Regions from separate parts of the Mus musculus genome. Here region 2 is linked to region 1. Evidence: chromatin loops called from intact Hi-C (ENCODE). Cell type or tissue: heart. All regions are shown on one strand. Links, peaks and the distances in the headings refer to the core of each region. The heading gives the core; the rest is flanking DNA.

Region 1 (11,773 bases), core at 2,623-10,622:
CTGACAGGGAGTGAGCCCCAGGAAGTAGAAGGAGGGTCTGTGGGTTGAAGAGTAGTTAAGACAGCGTGGAGAAAGAGCCTTTTCCTTCTGAGGCATTGGCTGAGTGCTCTCTCTGCCTCTGCAAGCCAGCAGGCTCTTAACCATGTCTATAGATTTAACTAGGCATACTATTGGCAATTTTTAAATTGTCCTTCCATGTTCTGGTTGAACCTAGCGTATTGGTTGATCTGAAAGTAATTTCATCCCAACCCAGGTGGGGTACACGCCAATAATTGCAGTCCGTGGAAGGTAGAAGCCGGAAGATCTAAGAGTTCAAGATAAGCTTCCAGTACATAGTGAGTTTGTGGTCAGTCATCCTTAATTACAGAAGAACCCTATTGGGGGAAAAGATTTGAAAAAAATAATTAAGAAAAAGGTAAGAAGCTTTATTTTTGTGAAAAATTTCATTGTGTTTTATTACTTGATTCACTTTGCATTCAGATTGCAGCCCAACTTCCCTTCTCTCCTCCCAGTTCCACCCTCATAACCCTTGTTCTATCTCCTCTCCTTCTCCTCTGAGAATGGAAAGGCCCCTGTGGGTACCAATAGACCCTGACACACCAAGTCACAGTAAGGCTAGGTTCATCCTTTGACACTGAGGCCAGGTAAGGCAGCCCAGCTAGAAGAAATGGATCCAAAGGGAAGCAGCAGAGTCAGAGACAGACTCTGCTCCCAGTATTATGGGACCTACACGGAGACCAAGCTGCACATTGGCTACATAAATGTAGGGGGCCTAGGTCTATTCCATGCATGCTCTTTGTTTAGTGGTTCAGTCTCTTTGAGCCCTTATGGACCCAGGTTAGTTGGCTCTGTAAGTCTTATTGTGGTGTTCTTGGCCCCTCTTGCTCCCTTTATCTTTCTTCCTACACTTCCACAAGACTCCATGACCTCTGCCTGATGTTTCGCTGTGGGTCTCTGCATCTGTTTCTATCAGCTACTGGATGAAGCCTCTCAGAAGGCAGGTATGCTAGACTCCTGTTTGCAAGTATAGCAGAATATCATTAATTGTGTCAGGGGTTGGTTTTTTCTCATAGGATGAGTCTCATGTTGGGCCAGGCATTGGTTGGCCATTACATCAATCTCTGCTCTATCTATTCCTTCACGTAGCTAGTAGGCAGGACAAACTTTATGTTAAAAGTTTTATGGTTGGGTTGGTGTCCCTCTCACTCTACTTAGAAGTCCCACTTGGCTACAGAAGGTGTCTACTTCAGTCTCCAAATGTCTGGTTCCTGGGAGTATCAGCTAGGGGCACCCTCATAGACTCCTCATAGGAGCCACCCCTGTTCTAGGTCTGTGGATCCTCCTACAGATACAATTTCCAATCCCTTTCTCCACCTTCTCCTGGCCCACTTCCCCACACCTATCCTCACCCCAGTTCTTTTCTCCACCCCTCTTCTCCCCTGTTCCCTCCCCCATCCACCTCCAATATCTATTTTATCTATTTCCCCTTTCAAGTGAGATTCAAGCATCAAAACAACTCTGTGATTCCATCTTATATCTGTCACAATGGCTAAGATCAAAAATTCAAGTGAGAGCACATGCTGGGAGGACATGGAGCACGGGGAGCACTTCTTCATTCATTGCAGGGGGATGTGGAGCACGGGAGCACTTTCTCATTGCAGGTGGGAGTGCAAACTTGTACAACCACTTTTGAATATATAAACATCTTCATGCTCTCTGGGTAACAAGTAACCAGGCAGATATTACTTAAGCGGACAAGCTTTCGATTATTATGATTCAAAAGAGTCTAGCTATGCTCATCCTGCTGAAAAGGTACTTACTTTAGTCTCTGCTGTAATCCTGGTATGTATGTGTGTATGTAAGACGTATGAATGTATGCATATGTAAGATGTATTATTGTGAGGAAGGGTCTTACTCAGTAGATTTGGCTGAGGTAAACTCTTTTTTTTTTCCTATTTTATTTTATTTTTATTAATCATTCCATTCGTTTACATCTCAAATGATATCCCACTTCCTGGTTACCCCTACACCAACTCTCCTTCCCACATCTGCCCTACTTCCCCCCCTTTGCCTGTATGAGGGTGCTCCTCCACCCACCCACCCTCTCCCACCCCACCGCTCCAGCATCCCCCGATGCTGGGGGATCAAACCTCCCGGGGACCAAGGGCCTTCCCTCCCTTGCTGTCAGACAAGACCATTCTCTGCTACACATGTATCTGGAGCTATGGATCTCTCCAGGTACACTCCTTCATTGGTGGTCTAGTCTCTGGGAGCACTGCGTGGTCAGGCCAGCCTGTGTTGTTCTTTGAGGTAAACTCTTAGTCCTCCTTCCTCAGCAACCCCAGACTCTACACTTTGGTTAATCTCTCCTCTCCTCTCCTCTCCTCTCCCCTCCCCTCCCCTCCCCTCCTCTCCTCTCCTCTCCTCTCCTCTCCTCTCCTCTCCTCTCCTCTCCTCTCCTCTCCTCTCCTCTCCCCTCCTTTCCTCTCCTCTCCTCTCCTCTCCTCTCCTCTCCTCTCCTCTCCTCTCCTCTCCTCTCCTCTCCTCTCCTCTCCTCTCCTCTCCTCCCCCTCTCATTACTTCCTCTCCACTCCTTCCTCCTCCTTCCTTTTCCCTCTCTCTCCTCCCTTCTCTTCCATCCCTCCCCCTCCCCTTCCTTCCCCCCCTTCCTCTTCCCCACCCCTCCCCTCCCCTCTCTGTCTCTCTAGACCTAGACATTTAATAATGTGTTTCTTTTTAATCCTATCATTTGTCTAAAAAAATAGTTTTATTGTATGTTATGTATTATGTATGTGTCTGCCTGTCTTTGTGTCTGTCTGTCTGAGGCCTTACTTGTGCCAAGTGTCAGTTTTCATTTTTTTCTTTTCAGTGTGAGATCTGAGGACTGATAGCAGATGACAGAGGTCTAAATTGTGTTTTAAGAAGATAAGCTCCTTTTTAAGAAGAGGAGGCCATGAGGTTGGTATGGGACTGTAGGGAAAATGGAACTGGGGAGGGGGGAGTGAATTTGATCTAAATACATAGGACATGCATATGAAATCACCAAAGAGGAAGTCAACTTAATAAAAGAAGGTGAGCACTTAAAATTCAATTGCTTGTCACCAACCAGCAGCGGGTGCTAAGGAGACAAGACTAAATGAGACTTAGGACTTAGAATTAAATCTGATTCATTCCTGGGGACTCAGGGTTTCCAGCTTGTTTACTGCTGGAGTTGGCTGCCTCCCCTGTCTGGAAGGGAGCTGGCCCAGCACTCTGCTTTACTTCAGTGTTTGCACAGATTCACCTTTGACTCACCGCTGATAAGATCACTGCATTTCCGTGGAGACAATCAGCCCAGCCCCTGGTTTGATGGAGGGCTGGTGGGCTCGCAGCTGGGACACATTGATTGCTGCTTGCGGGGGCGGGGGGGGGGTAATGGCAGGGGTGTAAAGTGTTGAAAGTGCGATTAAAAAGAAAAAAAAAACTTCCAACTTTCCTACCTCTTGCTACAACACATTTTAAATCGAAGAAAGTAAAATGTTTTGACACATGTGGTCAAGTGCTTACCCTGCAGTGCCGAGACTCCCTGCAATCTACTGGATGGACCTTAAAAGACCAAAGCCTGAAAGGTCCCCCTGAATGATTTCTCTTTTCTGTTGTTTAAAAGTTTCCTTTTTCTGGGCTTGAGAATCAGCAAACAAAATACTTCAAACATTTACGTGACTTCTGCTGGGGTTCCTTTTGTTGTAGGTAGTAAAAAAGAAAAAAAAAAAATCGAGGGAAACAGAGAGGGTCATGATTTGCCAAAGGTTAAAGATCACAATGAGTGACTGACTCCAGAGGCCACGAGGTCAAAGGTGCAACTGGAATCCCATAACCTCTGCTTCACATTTTACATTAGAGGGGCCAGCAGTGCTTTCTAACTTCTGTGAAAGAACCCTTCTACACATGTTCACAGTTGGCCTTGAAAAATTACTTGAAAACGATTCTGCCCAAGACAATCTTTCCCCTTGAAACCAAGTGGCAGGAAACAGACTTTTATAGAAACTGAACGGGTCCTCAGCCGTTTATTTGTATTTGATGCTGGAAGAGGAGGAAGTACCAGAGATTAATATGTGTTTTTAAATGGAAAAAATAAAAATCATTTTTTTAGATCAAAATCTGGACTGAGAAAGAACATTTATCCCCCCCCCCCCCACCCCCCATTTCAGTCTCCTGTGCATTTCTGGACTTGCCTAAAATTCTGGTTCTGCGTTTTGGAGAACCACAAAGAGCAAGGCCTCCGGCACCACTGGTGGGTCCCGTTTGGGACACATCTTCATGCTGAGACTTTACAGAAATCATTCTAGTGCACTGCGTTCCCCTTTTATCTGATTTAAGACAACAGAGACCTTGACGATGTGAGGGCCACTGTTTAGGTCAGATTTTCTGTGGCAACCTTATGACGGTTGGAGGCTGGAGATGGCACAGCTACAGCACGTGGGGCTGAGGCAAAGGACAGAGCCTCGCCTTTCAGCTCCATTGCTTTCTAACCCCTCATGAGCACTTAATTCCTCCCGGAGAAGGAACCGGTCATGGCGTAGGATCCTGTGGCCCGTGAAGGGTAATTGGATAACATCTTTTGAAAGATTTACAAGGCTGCCAAAGATTTGGCCAGCTTTAAACCTGATTGATTCAGTGTGAAAAGATCGGGACAATTCCGACCTAAAAGTTTAAAGACAAACCTTCCCGTGAAAGCATAATTTAGGACCCGCAATAAATTTGTATTGAAAACAGCACATAGACGCACCCAGTACATTGTAAGTTAGCATGATGTTAAAGGACTTTGCTCTCTATCTTAAATCCTCTAAAGAATCAAGCTTGTCCCTCAGATACCTCAATAATGACGTATTTCAGTTCTTACAATTTATTTTTCCTCCAAGATTTCCTTAAAGAAAGACACAACTAGCCAACTGCTTTATTTTCCTACCCAGGTTTACATCCTGCTAATGCAGACATTCACGGAATTTATACAGGTTTCATTTCATTAGGTAAAAGGCAGACCAAGTTTTTCCTTAGCCAGTGAAAGTGGGTCAAATAAATTTGTCCCACATTTTAATTTTTCAAAGTACTTATTCTCATCATATATTAATTTCCATCTTGACAAAATATATCTACTTCTCATTAGTACGATATTTTTGTGGATAGGCTCCACTGCTTTTGATGACTCACACAAATTAATGATTAAACATCTTCCAGCTAATTACTCCGGGCCATTAATTATTTATCTGGATCTATAAGCCTGTCATTCTATTAACCTCCATTTCCTGTTGCCTGTTTGAAAAGTGGCAGGTTCGAAGAAAGGGAAACACAAAAAATTCCAAATAAATACAAGTAAGGAGAGTACACATGTCTTTTCTCTTTCCTTCATTATTGAGGAAATTGGAACTATGGTATTTAAACACAGGTTTATTTGTGTTTAAACAATGGTCCTTTTGTGACACGCTGATTGACTGCTTTCCTCCTCAGATTTCCTCAGGTTGGAAGGATTTAGCGGGAGGACCCGTCCATTTGCCTCTTACCTGCAGTTGGAGGGAGGCCTCTGGAAGCTTTGTTCTGTCTCAGACATTTAACAAAGGAATCTTGATTGATGGACGCTTGTGTCGCTAGACATTTACCAGGGCCCAGGGATGATTTTCTGGGTAGATTTATTAGAACACCAATTTTCCAACAAATTGTGAACTTGCATTCTTCCCGTTGTCAAAGACAAAGAACAGTGACGTTAAGAAAAGAGTAGTTAAATTATGAATTAAGACATATTCAGAGGAAGGTCTTCTGTAGGAAAAACAGGGAAAACAAAGGTTTGGGGAAGGAAGGAGGGCAACGCTGTAGACGCTCACATTACTTTGCTGAGGAATTAGGCAATCATTTGGTTCAAGCTTCCCCGTTCCACATTCTAACCAGAGTTAAGTGTTAAGGAGGTAATTTAATCACTCGCCTGAGAAGCCTCCCTGTTTTGTGAATTAGAAGAGTGTCCCCCTTTTATTGGAGTCATCGGGGTCAAATAAATTCAGATGTATCAACTTGCAGGTGGTGGTCAGTGTTCTCTACAGAATTCCCTGCTCCTTAAGAGTTCTCAAAGCTTTTCCTTACAACATTGCATGCACTTCGTAAGCTGGAAATTGTTAAAGAAAGGAAAAATATCCCAGAAAAATCAGCGATCAGCAGCTGACAAGAATATATGTGTTTATATCTATATACATACATCTATGCATATATGCACAGACACATATATGCACATATGTGTATACATATATGTGTGTGTGTATACATATATACACATATATGCATATGTATCCTACAATAAGAACAATGACGCTTTTAGGAATGCTGATTTTTGGTTCTAGTGCCATCTAGTGGTAAGGTATCGGAAGACCGTGTGCAAGAGGCCTGACAGGTCATTACTGCCTAATGACTGATATTCTTCGAAATTTTGGTGTTATAAAAAATAATAAAACAAAAACGCTAAAAAAACCCCCAAATCCCCAAACCCTATCAATTTTCTTAGAGAAAACAGTATTGGAAACCCCATTAGTGAAAGGCTTAAGAGCAAAACCTGTTTGTTGAATTGTGTTCACATTCCACATACTCTGTCAACCTCCCTTTACAGTATGGCTTGAAACACTTCTTTCCCACGAGCTTTTTTCTCAGCAGCTGGGTCGATCAGCCCCTCAACATTGCTCACCCTCTTTGCTCATGTTATCTGCCTGCCCAGAGTGGATACTGTCACTGATTTGGACATTTCTAGGGGGGCTGCATTCAACTGGATCCAAGGTGGCTTACTGTATTTTCAGAATCAGAAAGTGCTGTTACCCATCAAACCCACACTTGCAGCCACATACCTCAGTGCTAAATGCAAGTGGAGGTTCAGCACCCAGACTTCGATGCATGGTGATCTGGACTCAAACTCTGACTTTTCAACTTCCTAACTAGGTCCCCTTCGCACATGCATTCTCTGCCTCCATTTCCATGAATCAGATTATATGTGTGAAGGAACTTACAAGGGTGCGTAACTCCTGCTTTGCAGGCATTTGCTTTCTTAGCATTGGAGGTCACTGTCACAGAGTGATGGTTGCCAGTAATGGTAACGCTTGAAAAAAGTGTATTGAACGATATGCCTAACTGGATACATATGGGTAACATGCCATGGGATGCTAGAAAGTGTTCCACACTATGTGCAGTTACATGCCATATACGGGTATATTCTCTGTCTACATGGCTGTAATAATATTCTGACTGAGGCTGATACTTCATGAGGTGCAACAGTCTAGGTGACTTTGGATAACTTGCCACTACCTAAACACGTAACTGCAATAATCCTTTTCAATATAACAACTTTGATTACATATTTAGGGGCTAGGAAAGGGATTCTCAACTCAAAATCTTTAATAATAATAATAATAAAACCAATATGCCTAACTGGGGTGTGTAATTGGGGGAAAGCAAACCCTGGAGATTATGCAGTGGAGCCAAAGGAGGAGAATGTGAAGTAAAAGATGGAACCAAGAAAGAGTAGCATGCTGGAAACAAAAGAGGCAAACCAAAGGGGTTTCTGGACTACAGAGAGCACACACTCCTCTTGTAATGTTTCTGATACACGTTGTCACAAATGTAAAAAGAAAGCAAATTCACTTTTAATCCTTTATTGTATCTGCTATAATTACCATGGCTCTGACTGGCTCGAAACTGAGGTGTTAACAAGGCCCTACCGACTCCTCCCTTCTCAGATTCACGAGCTGCCTGAAGTCTTGGCTTTAGGCCCTTCCTCTGCCAAGGTGCCTGGATCACTTCTCACACCAGCAGTGATCACTTCCGGTACAGCCTCAGCCAGATCTTTTCCTTGCTTCCTTTTCAATTCATAAGAATCACGGACCCAATTGAACATTACAAGACACATCCCTAATTTAAAGTTAATGAATCAGAAATACTCATTCCATATTTGACCTTAATGACTTTTTTTTTTTAAATTGAATCTATGAATGCCTCTCATGATGTAATGATGAGTTTTAAACGTTCCCAGTAAAGGACTCTAGTTTCTATCAGTTTTACACATGTGCCATCTGGACCTTCAAAGTGTGGTTCTCAGTCTCCTTCGGGAGCATGTGAGAAACGTGCAAATGGGTTCCTCTACATAGACCGGTGGCAATAGAATCTCCAAGTGCCTGGGCTGTGAGTGGGAGTTTGAGAGGCTCTAAGAGTGAGTTGGACTCTGCTCTGGTAGATAGCATTGTGAGGATGCCTCACATTTAAAAATGGTGAGGCAATTTAAAATTCACTACAGGAAAATTACCTAAGGGTCATCTAAACACAGCAGTCTCTGGAAACGCAAGCTGGGGTTCAGGAAGCAGTGCGCTGATGTCTACAGGTGACCACAGATGTGTGCTGAATTAGGGGACTTCTTAATTCCCTCCCCTTATTGCTACGATCTTTTGTTTGGTTTTGATTCTTAACCCAGCATGTCATATAGCCCGACTGGACTCAAGATGGCTGATGCAGACCTCTGCTTCTTAGATCTTCTGGCTTCCCCTCCCACGAACCTGGATTAAGGGCATGCAGGGCCATGTCCAGCTGAAGCTACACCCTTGCATGGCCTGACTATGTTCCTAGCTCTTCCTTCCTTCCTGTCCGTCCCTGGAAACTTCATAATTATTTTTTCAGCCACTGACGTCAAGACTTTGTCTTCTTTTTTTTTTTTTTACCCCACTCTTGTCAATGGACATTTATTGAGCACTTGCCTCTCTCCCACTTTAGATAATTGACTATCACCAGAAAGTCCTTTAGGCTCCTAAAACAATTCCTTTGTCACTAACAACTAAGAAACAACCCGGTTTTCTTAGGATTTTAGCTGATTGTGGAGAGTAATAGATATCTTCATATCGCAGTCCTTAAACTGTGCATAGACATCCACCCAGGCCCAGGATAAAACGTTAGCTTATGTGTAAGCAAAAGTAACTGTGAGATGTGAGAAATCAGAAGCTGTGTTAAGATCTTGTGGGGGCCCAAAGAATATAGCCACACACTTACCAGGTCATCAGCAAACTTGGGCTCTTTCAGGCCACCCCCTCACCCCTTCCCTCAAAAAGCCCCCCGAAACAAAACCAAAAACAAACAAACAAAAATGTGCCAGAAGTTATAAAGCAAACAATCCTTTGCTCCAAGTGGCTAATTGCTAGGTATTATACCTTGGTGAAATATGGTTATATTTCCCCAACCTTGGGTAGTAATTATTCAACCATATTTTTCTTAATCTATCACTAAACAGAAATTGTATTAGTACATTGCAGGGCCTATAATTTTCATATTTTCACAATACCTGTACTTCATGATGCATTTATAGGGAAGTGGTTATCATAAATCTATTTCGTATGCTTATGAGTGAGTCTTTCATGATGTAATATTTGAGATATATACTATAAGGATATAATATGATATGCCAGTGGACTCTGAAATGAAGAGGCCACACAATTCTCTAACTGACTTGGTGATTTGTTTCTAGATACATGCGGGGGGGGGGCATCTTTATCCATAAAATCCCATTTACTTTTATTGACATCTCCATTGGAAAAACTACGAGAGCTGACACTTCATACTTTATTTGCTAGGTAATTGATTCAACCATTCAAGGAAGGTCTTGTAAAATGTAAAAGTTGTTGAGAGCTGATGGTTTTTGTTATCTAAGACCTAGGAGTGCTTATGTCTACAACTGTCTTGCTATGACAATTACATCTGAATTGTTATCAGATGTCTCAAGTGCATTACTGGTATCTTGTAACCTAAGGATCATAAGTTCAATACTATGGAGGAAACCCTGAGCGAGCTACTGGCCGTGGGATCTGGTCAGTCCAACGAGCAAGTTATACTGCTTTGTCCTTCCCTTCTCCTGGCCATCAACTTAGTATTTTTCAAAGGTAATAGTGTCATCGAAGTCTGTGCCTACAAGATTAGGCAAAAATCTGCCTAATTGGAAGAGCAAAATGAATCAAAATGGAAAGCAGTTCATTTCCCTTCATGTGAATAGAGGGTAACGAGAATACACGTGGGGGAGTGGTTAAGTTCGGATACATCCAGAGAAACATCTTTTCTGAGGCAGCTTTCCTGGCATTATTCCTAGTATCATATTCTCATTTATGCATCTTACATTTGTTTTAAAATGTTCTGTACTTATACATGTATATGTATATATCATATGTGTACTTCTCTCTTCTTTTGTGCACATGTGCACACACACAGACTTCGTTTGTAAAATGACTAAATGTTATTAGTGCATCTTTCTTTAGACTTCTTTGTAAACCTCTCATTTCCCCGGTGTTTTGGGAAAGGTGAGGTAAAGAGAGTGCATCTGCAACTGCAGAGTTCATTGATCAAAACTTCCCCAGTGACAGCTGTGAGAGCCTCGGGTTGTTTACCTGGGAGCAGAGAATAACAAGAATAACAAGGCAAGGCTATTAAAGAGTTATGCATCAGGAACAATGGATGGTGCCCTTCTTTTGGCCAAATTTATGGATTGATCCATTAAACCCATTTATTGATATGCTGGGGAAAGAGGGCCTATTTTTGTTAGGAGGGAAGAGACCTAGTGAAATTCCAGTCCTAGCTTTCTGGTTAGAAGACAACAACTCACACACATGCGCTTAGAATGCTGGCATACTTCATGACAGTTACAAGCTAGCCCTTGCAAGCACACACTTCCCTCTAGTGGGTCTCAGCATTGGGGGAGGCTAAGACATGGGAAAAGCCTCCATGGCTTGTTCAGCTTGCTTTCCTACAGAGCCCAGGACTACCATCCCAGGGCTAGCACCAAGCACAGTGGGCTGGGCCCTTCCCCATCCATTACTAATTAAGAAAATGACCTACAAGCTTTCGTACAGACTGAATTGTATTGGAGGCATTTTTCTAATTGAGGTTCCCTCCTCTCAGATGACTTTAGTCTGTGTTAAGCTGGCATAAAGTTAAGCAGCACAGTATACACACATATATGTGACAATAATACAAGCTATTTCTATTAATTATACTAATGATATCTTTCACAGGTCTCTTGACATTGGTGTTTCTAACTGAAGGTTTGTGTACTTTGACCAACATCTCCCCAGTCCCTTTCTTCAGCTCTGACAGCATCCTCTCTACTTCCACATCCTTTAATGCCTGGCTTTGCACTAAGGCTACAAACAAAAATAGTTGCCTAGTGTAATTATTTTAAATTTGATTTATTTATGTATATTTTTTATTGCTTACATGTATGTTTGTGAACTATGTGTATTCCTCGTACCCTTAGGGGCCAGAAAATGTCAGATCCCCTGGAACTGGAGTTGCAAACACTTGTAAGTAGTTATGTAGGCTCTGGGAATTGAACATGGGGCCTCTGGAAAAGCAGCCAGACTTATTAACCTTTGAGTCATCTCTCCAGCTCCCCTGATGTAATTTTAAAATAAAAATTGTATAATTATGTGAAAAAAGAAATCCATATGAAACACAGTAAAGTCAGGCTTCCTTAAGAAAATCTTGTGGTGCCAAGGAAGAAAGGTTGATTTTCTAAATGACACAAAAGAAAGAAATCAAAACTATTATGATTTCTCCATTACCATATAATGATTATCTCTGTGATTATAACCTTAAGAGGAAATTCATATATTCTGGATCATTATTTCAGTGACTACTTGGTTGTACAATGAAGCCAGCATATAACAGTGCTATTATTTGATTCATTCACTCTCTCTCTCTCTCTCTCTCTCTCTCTCACACACACACACACACACAC
Region 2 (11,773 bases), core at 2,619-10,618, 540 kb before region 1:
TTGTGAACCCCAAGATTATGTTTACTGGAAAAAACCTGTTTCTAGTTCTAGTGTGGCTCAGACTCAGAACACATCTTTAATCTCTCTGGCTGAGATATAGACACTTCCTTCAAACACACCTTTAATCCCAAGCAGTGAGACTAAAGATAGTTTGTAGAAGGAAGCACCCATGTTTGAAAGTAAAGTCTATTGAGTGGCAGTGAAAGGGACAAATCAGGGAAACATGGAAGCTTCTTGAGAATTCAGGTGGAAAGAGAGGGGGGGGAAGGGGGAGAGCAGAGCAGAGAGAAGAGAAGAAGAGAAGAGAAGAGAAGAGAAGAGAAGAGAAGAGAAGAGAAGAGAGAGAGAGAGAGAGAAAGAGAAAGAAAGAGAAAGAGAAAGAGAAAAGAAGAGAGAAGAAGAGAAAAGAAGAGAAAAGAAAGAAGAAGAGAGAACAAGGCAGTTTTAGCCGGACAGGTGTACAGAGAGATTGCAAAAAGAGAACAAGCTAGACACAGGCGAAGACAGAAGGAGAAAGAGAATGAGAAGGAGCCAGAAGATTAGAACAGATTGCCAGAGTTAGTCTGAGAACAAATGGGGCAATTCAGTCAAGGCTGAGAGACAAGCCAGATTGAATCAGTTTGGTATTAGAGGAATTTGAGCCAGAACAGCTGAGTTGAATCAGCCAACCAGAGTTCAGGAAGAACTAGGAAGTGGTGAGCTTTTTCAACAGCAGGACTCAGAGGTTAAAAACATTCTAGGCCTAGATTAGATAGTATGGAGGGTAGAAGCTTCCAGGACTAGGACTAGGTTAGCAGATGGAGGCAGTAAGCTTTGGAGACAACTACATCAAGTGAACCAAACCAAATTCAGGTCCTCTACAAGAACAGCAAGTGCCCTGAACATTGAACCATCTCTCCAGCCCATGAGCCACTACATATTTAAATAAAGGAAAATGGATTTTGTTTTCTGTTTTTTGTTTTCCATTTCATACTATATTTGGGCCTGTTTAATGAACACATTCTATTCTCTTGTAGAATTAATGGCTTACTTTCTTTTCTCTTTCTGGTTGTAAAACAAATGTCTTACTTTCTTCTGTTGGCAAGTGTCTCTTCACCATTCCTTGCAGAGATCTTCATTCCATGTTTCTCTTTGCTTGGGTCAAAAGTACAGCGGGGGCTCTGTGTTGGTGTTCTCACTGGATGGCCACAAATCGTATTCACCTTTCAAGCAGAAAACATCAGAAGGCAGTTACAGACCTGCTTTGGCTTTCCTGAGGCCATGAAACAATGTTATGTTTGCCTCTACACTTCAAAATTAAGTTTCAATACCTATAATCCTTGTGGGTTTTTAACAATGAGAATCAATGTATTTGAATTCATTGCCAAGAGTGATAAACCAGTTTCATGCACATTGATACAGGCTACAATACACATGGAAAAACTATCCAAAAATCAAGAATTAAAGTAAAAACTAAATTGTGTGTATATAAAGGATTGCTAACCCAAAATAGATATCCATCGTGTTTTACATTCAGGTAAGATAATATAAATTGTTGCTGAGTATGCACTAAAATTTGAATGAGTCCTAAGGATAAAAGTAAATATCTTCTGAGAAAGGACAGTGAGTCTGTCATTTCTTTGTTTGCAATTCACAGAGGGAAGTTAGGGCCGCACACATGCTAGGCAAGCACTTTGTTATGAGTTGATATCTGCAGCCTGACTGTACTGTCATTTTGAGGCAAGGTCCCAAGTTATCCCAGCTGCCCTTGAACTCACTATTCTCCTGCCTCAAGCTTCCAACTAACTAGGATAAGAGGCTTGTACCGTCATGTCTTCTTGAGAAAGAGTACATGTAATATTGTATAATACTATACAGTCTCATTTTATATTTCCTCTATATCTTCTTTATTACACTGATATAATTACAAGGATGGTATAGTCTTCAAAACAATGAAAAACAAATTGACTACAGGGAGCAGTGGTGGTGCATGCCTTCAATCACAGGACTAGAGAGGCAAAAGTAGGCAAATCTCTAAGTATTAGGCCAGCCTAGGCTACAGAGTGAGTTCTAGGACAGCCAGGGTTACACAGAGATAATTTGTCTCAAAAACAAAACAAACAAAACAAAAAAAATGTACGTAATTGCTCTTTAGATATTCTTCTAGCAATGAAAACTTATATAGTTTACATAATTATCACTGAAAAATCGACTTAGCATCTAATGTATCATGATAATATGCAATTCAAGAGGAAGCAGCATGTTTGAAACATACACAAAAGTCCTATGCCAGAATCAGGAGGCTTTATTTCTGGTCTAACTTTTCTTATTAGTTCTGAGACCTTAAGTATAGGATGATAGCTCTTTGAACTTGATGGTCTCACACATAAGGTGAAAATATAAACATATGCCAAAGATATAAATTCTCCTTTTCTTTGATTGTTCCATATTGGGATATTAAAATAATTATGCAAATATTTCCTCCTCCTGTTCATGTTTATTTTACTTCTAACATTTGTGAAGCTCCTGTGATGAACTTTAGGAGAGAGAAAGAGTAAGTGACCTTTGCCTTAACAGAGCTTACAAGTTAGAGCAGAATGAGATCTTCCACATAAACCAAAGGCAAATTGTGTTTCTTTAAAAAAAATAAATAAATAAATAAACCGGAGGTCCAGGAATGATGGTGTCTTCTGGGTGTGTCTGGGTATCTTCTTGGGTTGGAGGAAGACGGAAAGTGAGAAACATGAGATTACTCCCAAAACGCATTCAGCTGCCAAGTATGAAACTTTGAGCATCTGTTAGGGAAGGGTATGATGAGATGTGTTTCTATGAAGCCAACTCATAAGCAAACATTTATTGAGTATCATTATGTCAACTGCTGGAGATACATCCACGCACACGATCGAATTAAATTCTGTGTAAAGCAGCCACTGCAGTTTTTCATGACTGTAGCAGAAGGAAGACAGCATTAAAGCCAAGAGCATACTTGCAGTTGGACAGAAACTGGGCAGTTCAATTGTACTTGAGATGTTGGCGGGAGTGCTTCAGGAATCTGAATGGCGAGTCAAAGGATGAACTGAGAATTTGAAAGACAGAAAAAGCAAACATAAACATTTCAGAAGAGTATAAATTACCAAGAGGAATACAACAACTAACCATATATCTCTTCTATATGAATACATTCTGCACGAAAACACATAGAATACTGTATAGCATTCCCCCTGGTGTGGGGCAGGGGACGCCATATGATATAGACACCAAGAAAAAAACTTGTAAGGCAAAACTGCCAGGCAGGAAGTTGATATTTTCACATCATTGCAAGCAGAATAACGGCCATAATGTGGAGAAGAGGAAGAACAGGTCTGCAGAGAAACATTAGGATCCAGAGTCAGGAGCAGAAGCCGGAAAAGGATTTTATTTTATTGCCATAGCAGAATTAGATAATGTAACCTCATTTGATAATCACCTCAGAGCAAAGGATAGTGCTAAGGAGAAAGACAAACCCTAAGAGAGGGAGATGTAAGACGACATGGGTCTGATGCAGAATGTGGCTATCATTTTGTTTTTCCTAGGAAAGAAGAGTTTGGACAGAAAACCACACAAGAAAACCATGCTGGAAGAGGAGGCTAGACACATATGTTATGGGAGGTCTTCAAGGCTAAGAATGTGTTTATTAGACAGAAGCTCCTGCTGTTTGCCAAGTTGAACAGTAAGATCCAGAAGTGGTAATTTTACAAATGCACCAGACAACATTGTATAAGTTTAACTAAAGAGAAAACTGTCTACTGAATGTAAAAATATAGTTAAAAACTGCTAGTAATCCCAAGATGGTGTTCATAGGTTGTAAACAAAAGTAAAATGAACTGGGCTTAGGAAAGGATATTTCAAGTGAAAAGACCAAGGTATTAAAAAGTTCAAAATGAACTTTAGTCCCTGGGGCTAAAAAAATAGTGATAGTGAGGTATAAATTATATTAGCTAGGTGCTAAAATAGAAAGAAAAAGGAAGATTTGTTGTCAACAACCACCAGTACCAGGAACCAAGAGAAGATGATGTGAATTGATGGTGGGTATGTCTGGAGGTATTATGGGATGTTTTCAAAATAAACATGATCCATTGTGGCTGGCCACAGGGGCTTGAGGCAAAATGAAACTCAAAGCTACTATGAATCTTAGTTTTCTCTTTCCTAAATTCGAGGAGAGGGGCAAAGTACTTTGAACTTTTGAGTGGAGAGAAATACTATCTCAAACTATCTCAACATCCCTTTGTTAGAGGAAAAAGCCATATCTTCTACTGAACTGGAATATAAGGAGTTGAAAACCATCAGTCTCACATGACTTTTGTACTCATTATGTTTGCATTGGTTGCAGCTACAGAAAGAAAAAGGATTCGCTAAAAACTTAGAGAATAGCTTCAGTGGACACAGAAGCACAGAATACTTCAGTAACAGCAAGTGAATTCCCAAGACCCTGTTTCTTGATTTTCTATTGGGATCTTTTCTTCACATTTTATTGAAAGGGAGTAGAAAACCATCTGGTAGCAGGGTCTTAAGCTGCCACCCTTGCTCCCCTGAGGTGAGCCAACTTGGATAGTACATTTCAATACTTAGGACTTCTTCCTATTGAAAAAAAAAAAACTTCCCACGTCTGTTGACAGATTTTCATCTTTGCCGTATACTGCAATTTCCTCGTTTTCTTCCTCCCTGGTCTCGACTCTTCTCCCCTGCAATCATTTTGAAGTATCTTGAAAAAAAAAATGTTTTCTTCTGTAATGCTTGTCAACTCTGGCTTTAAGTTCCATCTCTGGCTTCCCGCTGATTTTCAAGTTCCCATCTCACCTTGAAATGACTCTCCTCCTCACTCCTAAGCCATATCACTTCTCCCACTCCAATCAAGTATTTGCTGCAACAACTGCTTATAAGTTCGCTGACTTTCCCATTCTCAATTTAATCGTGGAACTGCACACACCATCAGCCACCAAGCTCCTCCATCTGCCTGCACACTTGCTCTTCTTCAAGTCACCAGACCAAAGATTTCTACTGAAAGGTGCAAAGAACACCTTTAACTGTTTTCATTTCACACCTACTACCAGGCATCTGGTTCTCTAGCAATGGCAGTCTTAAGAAGCATAGTAATAATAGTACAAATCAAGGACTTAGAAGACAGGTCAATGGTTAAAGCGCTTGCCATACATGCATGGGGACCAGAATCTTGATCTTCTGAACCCACATACATGTCAACTGGACAGGGCTGACATCCTGTGTTGCCAGTGCACAAGATGCACAGACATGAATCTCCAGGGCCAGCCTGCTAAGTAGAGAAGCCAGGCACGGTCTGGGTCCCACTGAAATATCCTGATTCCATTAATAGGATGAATAGTAATTAGGGGAGACCCCCAACATCAGCACCAAGACTCCACATATATAGATGCCTGTCCACCTGCACAAATGTGCATGTCTACACACAAATATGCAAGCAAACCACAGGTTTGTGTGCATGAGGAAAAGATTGTACAAAATGAACAGCAACCTTTTAAGAATATTAAAAAATTGGAATAAAAATCATGGGTGTTCTATGTGTGATTATTAAATAATTTACCCTAACAGATAAGAGAGTTCTGTGGCCCATGACTCACAGCACCTTGCATGCTGAAAGCTGCTGTTTTAGCTTATGAGAGATTATATGAGAAATGAGTCTAATATTCATGGGAATGATAAGGAAATATGAATCAGTACAGTGTTTTTATCATGTAGTATGCTCCATTGTGTGAAAAACTAGTTTCAGATTCCTGGGAGGGGACCGATAGGTGACTTTTCACTGCTAAGAAAAAAAGGGAGTTTATTTTCTCATGCCCTTGTGATTTTAAAAACTTCTTAAGGGCAAAACCCACCAGAGTAAGACTATCTTGTCCAGACAGAGATACATCCATGATCCTAGCTTCATTCTGTAAAACCAATGTTACTTGGACCAGAACTTGAGAAAAAGGCTGTAGAGGTGGCAGCTAAATGTCAGCTTCATTGTAATTAAGTTCCCTTTTGTGGACTACAGTGATGTGCTAAAGGTTAATGTACCAAAGGATGGAAATATTATAGCCTCTACGTGAACATATTTGGCTGGTTCCCTCTCTATTGACAGTCAGAAAGGGCCCATGAAAAAAATGAGAGCAAGGGGAAGAAAAAAGGTCCCTCCATGTTGCATTAAATAGGAGCTGACTAGAGATGCCCATAGCTACAATGAGTAGGAGCTGGCTATAGGTGGATGTCCTGCACAAGAACTGCCAGCATCTTTGCCATGGTAACCAGGGCAAATAGCAAATAGAGTACGAGAAGACAGAGCAAGTTTATTTTTCTGGAATCGCCTCTAGAAGAGACTTGTTTTCTTTTAAATGTTTATTATATTTGAGGAAATTTCTAAAGAGCAGCTTTAAATGGTGGGTTAGAGGGTATTTTGTTGTTGTTGTTTTGATTTTTTTAAAGGAAGTTGTTGAAAAGACTCACCTATTTAGAGCTGAAAGCAAAATGAAATTACAAAACGTGGAAAGTATAAAGTTCAGAAAGAAAAATCTAGTAGAGGAAGAAAGGTAAAAAATTATAATAAACGCCTCCTGTCCCCCAAAATATGACTGGAAAGAGAGTTTGGCAGTTTCATCAATACTAGGAAATCCTGCCCTAAAATGATGTTATTAATACTGGGCAAATAATGTAGACAATATTCACACATGTTCAAAGTGCAAATAAACACAGCTCAGTACAGAAAAAGCTTAGAGGGAAAAACCAAAGCAATGCTTTAAAAGTTGTGAAGAATATAGCAGTGACATTTATGCAGACATCAAATGTCATTGATAACCTATAAAACCCATCCCTTACATGTATTTTATCCATAAGACAATTCTAGATATCACAGATGGCCAGTTCGTAAACGATAGGGCACAAGTGAGCTGTGTGAGGAAGAAGGACTGTGTGGCCCTGCCCACAGGTGCTTGCTTGGTTCTTTTCCGATGTGAAAGCTGTGTGAGGAAGAAGGACTGCGGGTGCTGGCTTGGTTCTTTTTCCGATGTGTATACATTCAGCCACCAGAGGGAGCTTCTGCATGTCAGTCCTCCTTGACATTAATCACACTTACATAAGAGTCTGTTTAATATCATACACCTTAAGACTCTTTAAGGGATATTCAGCTTGTCCGCTAGAGTAAAACGTGAGCCGATACATGAAATCTTCACAAAGATCCAAAAGCACCTTAAAGCCTATGCGCTCAGGGAGAAGGGACGCATGAGCGCTTGATCATGGGCTAGCGAGATCTCCTAAGTTATCTTACCTGCTACAGAAAACAAAACGAACCAGCATTTACAGTTCTCCCTGCTCCTCTATCCTGCCCTCCCTTCCGGTCTGCCTTCCTCACTTGTCTCCTTCCTTTCTTCCTTCCTCCCTCCCTCCCTCCCTCCCTTCCTCCCTTCCCCTCCCTCCCTTTCTCCTTTCATCATGGATCTCTCTGTTGCTGTTAAAGGCACACATCCATCTAGTGAGTCCCCAGGATTGACAAACAATTTCAAAATTTTTCGTTCTTGTATCACTACACAAAGCACAGTGTTGATCAAAAAGTGAGTACCTATTATTCATGAGTTATTTTTCTAAGAGATGAGAATGGAGCAACAAACCTTCAGAACCTGTGTTCTCATGAGGGAAGCAAGAACTGTACTTAACCCACCCCGCTCTGATTTTTGAGGTAACCTCTTTCTAGATACCCCTGGCTGACCTGGAACTCTCTCTATAAAGCAGGCTGGGTTCAGAGTCAATGAAATCCCCACCACTGCCTTTGAAGTGCTAGGGTTAAAAGCCCTGCAGTACCACAAAATATCTAAACTTTGTGGTGTTTTGAGTGAGAATGTCCCCATAGACTCAGATATATGAATACTCAGATATTTAAGGAGGTACCCCCTTAACAGAAGCAGCATCTGAGAGATTAAAGACTGCACATTATTGTGAGCATCCCCTAAACCTACTGCTTCCTGTTTGTGGGTGAATTCTCAGTTTGCTGCTTCAGTCACCAGGCCTGACTGCTGCCATGCTTCAAAACTCCTGTCCTTCTGGAACTGTAGATCCAAATAAACCTGGCTTCCTATAACCTGCTTCTACCATGCTGTTTTATATCCACAATAGGAAAGTGAATAAAACAAAGTCACTCATTTAAAAGGGATCATTGGTAAGTTGGTGGGGTATGGGGGACTGTCATCTAGGCAATCAAGAACGAACTATTTTAAAAGCAGACTTAAACTATGCCCTGGGTGGCTAAGAAGCAACGTGGTAAGTAAGCTTCAGGAAGGAGCGTCAGTTGCAGAGAATGGAAACAGGAACCATTCCCCCTGTGTTCTGGCAATGGGTGAGCCTGTGTTGTCATTGAACAGTTGTGAGCCTGATGATAGTACAGGGTTGTTTATTTTTAAAATATCCCTGGCCAGGCTAAAAGCCAACTCAGAGGGGACATATTTGCCAAAAAAGTACAAGGACAGAAGTTTGGATTCCCCAGAACTGTGATCTCAGCACCCTCGAAGTACATACAGGGGAAACCTCTGTAGTTAGACGAACAAGCAGGCCTCTGCTTCAGACAGATACTGGGATATTATATGCATAGAAGTATGGACACTGATATAAGACATTAATAGATGACATGGAAAGAGTTGGTCCTGATGGACATTTTGAGTGTGTCGGTGAGAGATGATTGACAGCTTTACTCAAGGCACTTAAGGAGAACTAAGCATAGGTAGATGATCCACATAACCTAATAACAGAGACACCAGGACTTGAGTACACAATCGAATCATCCAATTCTACTATCTTTCATATGAAGAAATAAAGGCACACTGAGTGTCACGTGATCAGAGAGAAAACTAAGAGAAGAGAGAATTTAGGGGAGAAATGTGATATTCTCCTTGACCATGCTTGCCTTCTGAGAAGTAACATTTACCCAGGAGCAAGTGGTCCTAATGGGAACATAGAGCTGTAGGCTGAGGTCAGGAGAGGCATCTAAATGTGCATATCCATTGCGGGCATCATTTGAGAAAAGACAACAGGATGCTGAAGACTCTTACTAGACAAACCATTTAGTGATGGAGACAAAGGGAGGTTGAGAGAGACTTGACCAAAGGACTTCAAACAGGTAAGAATAAACAAACAACTGAAAACCTCGCTAAATGTAGGCATTTCCCCCTCTTTATGCTATAATTGCAATGGTGGTAAATCTCAGAAGAGTGGACACAGTGACTGAATCAGGATGTTCCACATCAGGCACTGGTGGCTTATGCCTTTCATCCTGGGACTTGGGAGAGATAAGTAGATCTCTGTGAGTTCTTCCAGAACAGCCAGGGATACACAGAGAAGCTCTGTGTCAAATCTTCCCTACCCCTCCACAAAACCAAAACCAAAAAAACAACAAAAAGCAACACAAAGAACAAACAAACAAAAACCACAACAATGAAAAACAAACAAACAAACAACGATTCACCATGTTCCCCACAGGCTCACACCATTTGGTTCTGAGTTTGTGGTGCTGTTTGGCTTGGGTGGGGGTCTCAGCGATATGGTCTTGCAGGACCAAGCACATAACTGGGGCTGAGGGTGGAACTTTGAGGTGTCAAAAACCACATGCCATCCCTAGTTCACTCTCTTTGCTTCCTTCTTGGAATCCAAGATCTGAACTCTGTTTCTGCTCCTATCAGTAGGTGCTACTCCTCATATCATGGATGCTTCTCCCTTGGAACTATATACCCAAAGAAAGTCTTTTTTTCTAGCGTTGCCTTTGTCTTGCTGTTTAACTACAGCTATAGGAAAGTAACAAATATACTGGGCTACCTCGGCATGCTGAGGAAGATGGAGTTTTCAGTTTTCATTTAAAACGAGGATATGAATGAATGTAACAGAAGACTGTTGTCTTAGTGTCACTGTTACTGTGATGAAAGAACACAACCAAAGCAACCCGGGGAGGAAATAGGTCTTTAGCTTACACTTCTGCATCACAGTTCATCAAAGGAAGTCAAGACAGGAACAGAGCAGCACCTGGAGACAGGAGTTGGTGCAGAGGTCATGGAGGAGTTCTGCTTACTGACTTACTCAGACAGAGCCCACCCAGGAGCACTTGCCAAGGTCTGGTACCACAATGGGCTGACTTGTCCTTTATCAATCTCTAAGTAAGAAAATCACCTACAGCCTGATCTTACAGGAACATTTTCTTTTACTTTTTTACTTTACTTTATTTTATTTTCCATATTTTTTATTCACTTTACATCCCAACCACAGCCCCCCTCCCTCCTAGTCCCACCCCTACAAATCCCTCCCCGACTACCCACTCCCCTCCTTAGAGAAGGGGGAAGGCCCCCTGGGGTACCACCCTAACCTGGAGCACCTAATGCCAACTAATTTTACCTTCATATTTTGGATTTAAGGGTGTGTCCATATTCCAGCCAGGATTAAAGGTGTGCGCTAAGGGCTGACCCACACCACAAATAGAAATAAGGTTTTTTTTCAGTAGCCAACACAATCTCAAGGTTCACAGTATGATCAAATATCATACAACACTCCCTCTGCCTCTTGCTCCCTCTCTCCTTTCTCCCTTTTGCCTCTTTTAACTGTAGAATTTATGCAGATGCTCACTGGCAAGGATATTTGATAAACAATCCCCAATACACACTGTGAATATCATGATTTTAACGGTGTGTGGAAAGCTAATTAAATGCTGACAAGGATGGAAAACACAGAGGTGGAAGAGCATCCTTCAGAGAGTGATGCTTGTCTCCTGTATGCTTATGCTCTCTAGGAGTGCAGACCACTTGTAAACAGTCCCTATGTCTACTCTTCTGTCTTCAGAGGGAGTTCCGTGGGACAAGTGCAGCTCGTGCAAATGCACAAGGCAGGTTCCTAGGACTTCAGTCTCCAGGACCTACTCCATTGAAATCTTAAAGGGTTTTACCCCAATGCTGAGGAAAATGCCATCAGCTACCACAGCTCTAGCTTAATGTGGAGTTATCACTCGATAACTATGAATATCCATTAATTCCACTCACTTTTCCCAGCACATATCACAAAATACCTGTAATGAGCACTCCCTAAAGCATTTTAGGGGTAAAATGGAGGATCTGGTTAAAAGTCAGTTTCAGTGTTCAAGTAAACACAATAGATTTTTAACCAGTAGCTGAAGAGAACCTTTATCACACAACCCACATGGAGACAATCTTTAGTGATCTGTAGAGATGCATGACCATAGCTTTCCTAAGATTATACAGATTTCAAAGATTAGCTACTAACATCTGAAAATATCAGTGATCTCTAAGATCATAGTTTTAAGAATTCTTAAGATGAACAGAAAGAATTATTTAAATGAGGCATAATCTCACAGCATCTAACAAACACTTATACTGACAGTGGAGGCTTCCTCTAGCCCCTAGAAATAGCTTCAGCCCTGGAAACTGCCTTTACCATAGAATGGAGATGCTAAATGTCTATTAGTTCAGTTCTGATAAGGAAAGGATGGAAAACTGACACGGAATGCACCTAGAGCTATTTACCGAAAAATCAAATGGACCATTATAATGTGTTTTTCGTGCTTGTTATTTTTAATCTTTGCCTTGTTTCTAATAACCCAATCTGATAAATAGTATGACAGGGCTTAAGATAAATACATATATAATATCAATAGCACCAAGTTTTCTGTGTAAGAGCTTTGACGTTATACATTGTTTACTCATTGAGAGAAACAGAAATTAAAACAGTTCTGTGGAGGTGCTCTCACGAGGACAGGAAATGTTAA

The links. A loop is a pair of places that touch in the nucleus more often than their neighbours do. Peaks named below come from ENCODE experiments on the same cell type or tissue, not always from the same donor. Only the 100,000 strongest peaks of a DNase experiment are listed, where the experiment ranks them.
Region 2: a loop joins it to region 1, with 3 times the contacts of the local background. A loop is called at or near these places in 2 of 42 quality-filtered maps.

What each region holds. Positions count from the first base shown.
Region 1 is chr14:114,849,396-114,861,168 of GRCm38, reverse strand. It overlaps 4930524C18Rik (RIKEN cDNA 4930524C18 gene), which reads right to left. Exons shown (of 6, transcript NR_045661.1): 4 at 5,541-6,133; 5 at 3,547-3,717; 6 at 1-374. Among named protein-coding and RNA genes, the nearest start is that of Gm41244, 9.2 kb to the right of the region's middle. In heart, for the core only: a CTCF peak has its summit at 6,378 (motif pointing left); no DNase peak of the experiment used is centred there; H3K27ac peaks cover 1,714 bases.
Region 2 is chr14:115,388,575-115,400,347 of GRCm38, reverse strand. Gpc5 (glypican 5) reads right to left here. Exons shown (of 8, transcript NM_175500.4): 4 at 1,069-1,202. It overlaps 4930505G20Rik (RIKEN cDNA 4930505G20 gene), which reads left to right. Exons shown (of 4, transcript NR_045761.1): 4 at 3,552-3,797. Among named protein-coding and RNA genes, the nearest start is that of 4930505G20Rik, 15 kb to the left of the region's middle. In heart, for the core only: a CTCF peak has its summit at 7,060 (motif pointing right); no DNase peak of the experiment used is centred there.